Regions from separate parts of the Homo sapiens genome. Here region 2 is linked to region 1. Evidence: read pairs that join two places in POLR2A ChIA-PET (ENCODE). Cell type or tissue: K562. All regions are shown on one strand.

Evidence for each region. Peaks named below come from ENCODE experiments on the same cell type or tissue, not always from the same donor. Only the 100,000 strongest peaks of a DNase experiment are listed, where the experiment ranks them.
Region 2: POLR2A ChIA-PET joins it to region 1 with 5 read pairs; 4 of 35 experiments call an interaction of 5 or more read pairs at or near these places.

Annotation. Positions count from the first base shown.
Region 1 is chr20:43,512,766-43,515,265 of GRCh38, reverse strand. It overlaps L3MBTL1 (L3MBTL histone methyl-lysine binding protein 1), which reads right to left. Exons shown (of 22, transcript NM_001377303.1): 2 at 1,627-1,790; 3 at 1,205-1,428; 4 at 490-631; 5 at 107-257. The coding sequence starts at 1,762. Among named protein-coding and RNA genes, the nearest start is that of L3MBTL1, 6.3 kb to the right of the region's middle. RefSeq lists a silencer at 403-492. In K562, a CTCF peak has its summit at 727; DNase peaks (open chromatin) are centred at 457 and 1,035; H3K4me3 peaks cover 1,422 bases.
Region 2 is chr20:43,675,893-43,678,392 of GRCh38, reverse strand. The region is part of intron 2 of MYBL2 (MYB proto-oncogene like 2); the gene reads right to left. Among named protein-coding and RNA genes, the nearest start is that of MYBL2, 10 kb to the right of the region's middle. RefSeq lists an enhancer at 1-483. In K562, no CTCF peak of the experiment used is centred here; a DNase peak (open chromatin) is centred at 1,152.

The DNA of each region.
Region 1 (2,500 bases):
GAACCACCCGCCCTGCACCACCCAGCCCCTCTCCTAACCCCTGAACAGGAATGAGGCTTTGGGGGCTGAAGGTAGAGCAAGTAGGGCTGCGACCTCCTCCCCTTACCGCTCCTGGAACAGCTGAGGGCAGCCATCATTAGAGGAACCAAGATCTGGACCCGCGGCTTGGTGAGGCCCGCACGCCTGGCACTGACAGGTGCTATCATCCTCTGGGGGGTCCTGATTGGGATCTTCTGGAGGATTCTGGGGGTGGTCCTCTGCGGGGGCCAAATGGGCCTCAGGCCTCCCTCCCCATCGCAGCCACACTCAGGCTCCGCCCACGCCCCCTCAGGCCCTGCCTCCGCCTCGGTCCATCTCCGCATCGGATGGCCTCCTCCAGCCTTCTCCACCCCAGGACCACCCCGGGCCCCGCCCCCGAACCTTCTGGGGCTCAGGCCTCGCCCCACCCGCACAGGGCCCAGCTCAGGGCCTGGGGAGCGGGGCTCCTACCCGCCTGTTGGGGGCCCGCCTCGCCATCTCCCGCCGGGGCCCCGCCATCTTCGTATTCGGTCACGCCTTCCTGCCGCAGCTCGGGGCTCGGGGGCTGCTCCACTCCCGCCATGTTCAGCGGCTTATACTCGCTTATCCGGAACTGGAGCGCGGGAGGGTCTGAGGATTGCGACTCCCGTACGGGTCCTTGACCCATCTCGGAGTCGGTGCCATGGCCCTCTCTTCGCCTCATGCCAGCTCACGCCCTCAGCAGGCCTCAAGACTCCACGCCAGGGGGCCTCACTCCAAGCTACACCAGCCAAACCCTCACTCCAGGCTACGCCCCCAAGCACCTGCGGGGTCCAGTCCCAGGGTGCCCCACTCTAAGCCACGCCCCCAGGCTCCCACAGGCCCAGTCCCACGGTACCCCACTCTAAGCCACGCCCCCAAACTAACACAGGCCCACTCAGGGTGCCCCAGTCTAAGCCACGCCCCCAGACACCCACAGGCCCAGTCCCAGAGTGCCTCACTCCAAGCCACGCCCCCATAGTCCCCAGGGCCTAGGAGTGCTTCAACTCAAGCCACGCCCCGAGAGTCCCTCACTCAAAGCCCACCCCTAGGGCCCATCATCTGAGCCAGCTTCCCCCACTTCCGTCTCAGGTCCAGCCTCCGGGCCTGCAAGCCCCGCCCCATGGCTGCGGTTTACGAGGCTTAGCCAATCCCCACAGACACTGACCCGCAGGCCGCCCCCTGGGGGCGGGGCCGCGGCCTCTGTCCATTCCAGAAGCCGCACTGTGCTGGTGCTGGAGCTGGCCGGCCCGGCGCTAAGCTGCGGCAGGACGGTGGCAGAAACTGGTTCGCAGCCGGCCACTTGCTCCGGGGCACCCACATGGATTGGCTCCCGGGGAAAGCAAGACACATCCAGGGCACTGCTGGGCAGGCCGAGGGTGGCCGAACTGGCTGTAAACAGATATACAAATAGACACGACACAGGTGAGTCTAGTGGCCCTACCTCAATCCGGCCATGCATGTGTAGGCATGTGAAGGAAGGCAGGTGGAGGACAGTGAAAACGGTCATCCCCTCTCCAGGATCCACACTTGCTTGAGCAGGTACAGAGATGCTCTTCCTTCCCAGACTCCTACCCTAGCTTGACTCACCTGGAATGATGAAGGCAGTTGCGGGCAGGTGAGGACCAGAACCGGGGCTGTCTCCGGCCACCAAGTGCATGCTGACCTCCCCTGTGGAAGGCCCCTTCAGTGTCCTCAGCATCTCCATTTCAGCATGCCCCTCCATCCCAGCATGCCCCTCCATCCTGGCAGGCCTACAAGCCAAACATAGCCCCCAGGGTGATCAGGTGGGGACCTTTGTTACAGCAGCAATGGAGATGTGAAGGGATGGGGCTTCTTTGAGAAGCTAGCCACCTTCAAACCCGTGACCTGCAGAGAAAGGCCTCAGTCCTGTGGGGAGTAGGGTGTCTTCAGAGACCAGCATCAGGTCTGGCTCCTGTTCTGGCCAGGCCCTGCACCTCCCCAGTCTCTGTAAGGATGGTAAGGATGGGTAGGGTGGCATGTGTGAGGGTACTTTGTAAACTGTGATGTACAAAACTGACTCTGGGGAGCATGACTCAGGTCAAGGTTCTGTGTGGCCAGTTGTCTCCAGGACATAGCCCAGGCCACATCCAAACTCACCTTTTTCTTGACCCCACCTCTATCCCCACTGGAATCACTCCCTCCTCCCTCTGGGGATTCAGAGACCTCAAGTACCAGGTTTTCCTTCACCCATACAGGGTTCATCTTCCTGGGAGGTGGGATCTTTCCTGATCATGTTCTTTTATGGCCCTGTCCACCACTCCCTCCAACCCCAAGCACAGGGTGGGCACTCAAGCATCTGCTGAACAAATGTATGCATCTGAAGAGCAGAGACATAGTGTACGAAGACGCAGTCAAGTCAGTACGTGATTTTGTTTTAATAACGCAAAGGCAGTAGAAGCATTTCACAGAGTTCATTCAACAGGTAAAGACATAAAGAAAA
Region 2 (2,500 bases), 160 kb before region 1:
CCCAACATTCAAGGCCCTCGAGGAATCAGCCCCAGTGTATCCTTTCTTTTTTTTTTTTTTTCTTTCTTTCTTTCTTTCTTTATTTATTTTTTTATTGATCATTCTTGGGTGTTTCTCGCAGAGGGGGATTTGGCAGGGTCACAGGACAATAGTGGAGGGAAGGTCAGCAGATAAACAAGTAAACAAAGGTCTCTGGTTTTCCTAGGCAGAGGACCCTGCGGCCTTCCGCAGTGTTTGTGTCCCTGGGTACTTGAGATTAGGGAGTGGTGATGACTCTTAACGAGCATGCTGCCTTCAAGCGTCTGTTTAACAAAGCACATCTTGCACCGCCCTTAATCCATTTAACCCTGAGTGGACACAGCACGTTTCAGAGAGCACAGGGTTGGGGGTAAGATCATAGATCAACAGGATCCCAAGGCAGAAGAATTTTTCTTAGTACAGAACAAAATGAAAAGTCTCCCATGTCTACCTCTTTCTACACAGACACGGCAACCATCCGATTTCTCAATCTTTTCCCCACCTTTCCCCTCTTTCTATTCCACAAAACTGCCATTGTCATCATGGCCCGTTCTCAATGAGCTGTTGGGTACACCTCCCAGACGGGGTGGTGGCCGGGCAGAGGGGCTCCTCACTTCCCAGTAGGGGCGGCCGGGCAGAGGCGCCCCTCACCTCCCGGACGGGGTGGCTGGCCAGGCAGGGGGCTGACCCCCCCACCTCCCTCCCAGTCGGGGCGGCTGGCCAGGCAGAGGGGCTCCTCACTTCCCAGTAGGGGTGGCCGGGCGGCCATCTCCGTCAACCATTTCTCCCCTTCAAGGACCCTTCCCTCCCACCAAACTGGCCTCCTGTACTGGCTTTTCTCCACCTATAGCCCCTTTCCTGATCTGACTTACCCACTTTTTGCACACTGTAGGTCTTCCCTCACTGCTAAATTTCCAAATCCTCATCCTTAGCTCAAAGGTCACTTTCTCCACATAAGTTTCCTTAACCTCTTCAGGCAGCAGTAATCTCTCCTTCTAAAGGTACTTGCCATCCACTCATCTTACAATTAGCAGGTGCCCAGAGCTACAACAGTGAGCACCAACAGACACTGATCCTACCGGTGCCGCGGATGACCACAGCACATTCCAGGGACCTGCACACGGTCTTATCTCTCCATTCCAGAGAGAAATCTGCTCTGGGGTAGGAACTTGGTCTTGTTTATTCTTCTAAGCCCACAAGAGCCAAATATAGTCCCTGGTCCACAACAGGATGAGCAGAAAAGGTTTGCTTAGCACGCATCTGGAAAAACATCTTTCATGATTTAAAAGGAGTTTACCACTCACACAGCAAGTTTTAGAAAAAACAAAACAAGCTAGTCATGGTGGCTTCTGCCTGTAATCCCAACACTTTGGGAGGCCAAGGCAGGAAGATTGCTTGAGCCCAGGAGACCAGCCTGGGCAACATAGCAAGACCCTCTTCTCTATTTAAAAACAAAAAACAAAAGCAATACAAATAATACAATACAAAAAAAAAAACCCAATCCTAAAATTAAAGACATCTATGATGTTAACTATGGGTTGAAAACAAAACAAAACAAAAAACACTGAAGAACTGAAGACACTAAGAAAAACTGAGGTAAAATAAAAAGGCCAGTAGAAGTCTAAAATGGTACAATCCATTAAGAAAAAGGCAGTTTCTGTAAAACTAAACATACACCTACCCCATGACCATACCTATCTTCCCAAAAGAAAGGGAAACATGTATTTGCAAAAAGACTTATGCAAGAATCTTCAAGGTAGCGCTATACACGATAGCCAAAAACTGCAAACAGTCCAAACATCCATCAACAGGTGAAACGCTGTGTGGTATACCCATACAATGGACTACTATCCAGTGATAGAAAAGGACAAGTTACTGAATCACCCAACACAATGCTGAGCAAAAGCCAGACGCAAAGAATGTAACCGTATGATTTCATTTATAGAAGATTCAAGAACAGGCAAAACATATTATCCTAAGCAAACACAGGAACAGAAAACCAAATACCGCATATTCTCATCTATAAGTAAGAGCCAAACACTGAATACACATGGACACGAAGAAGGGAACAAGGAGACCAGGGCCTACTTGAGGGTGGAGGGTGGGAGGAGGGTGGAGGGTGGGAGGAGGATGAGGATCAAAAAACTACCTATTGGGGCTGGGTGCAGTGGCTCACGCCTGTAATCCCAGCACTTCAGGAGGCTGAAGTGGGAAGATCACCTGAGGTCAGGAGTTCAAGATCAGCCTGGTGAACATTTTAGTAGAGACAAGTAGAAACCTTGTCTCTACTAAAAATACAAAAATTTACCAGGCGTGGTGGCACGTGCCTGTAATCCCAGCTACTTGAGAGGCTGAGGTAGGAGAATCGCTTGAACCCAGGAGGCAGAGGTTGCAGTGAGCTGAGATCACACCACTGCACTACAGCCTGGGCAACAGAGAGAGACTGCCTTAAAAAAAAAAAAACTACCTATTGGGTACCACG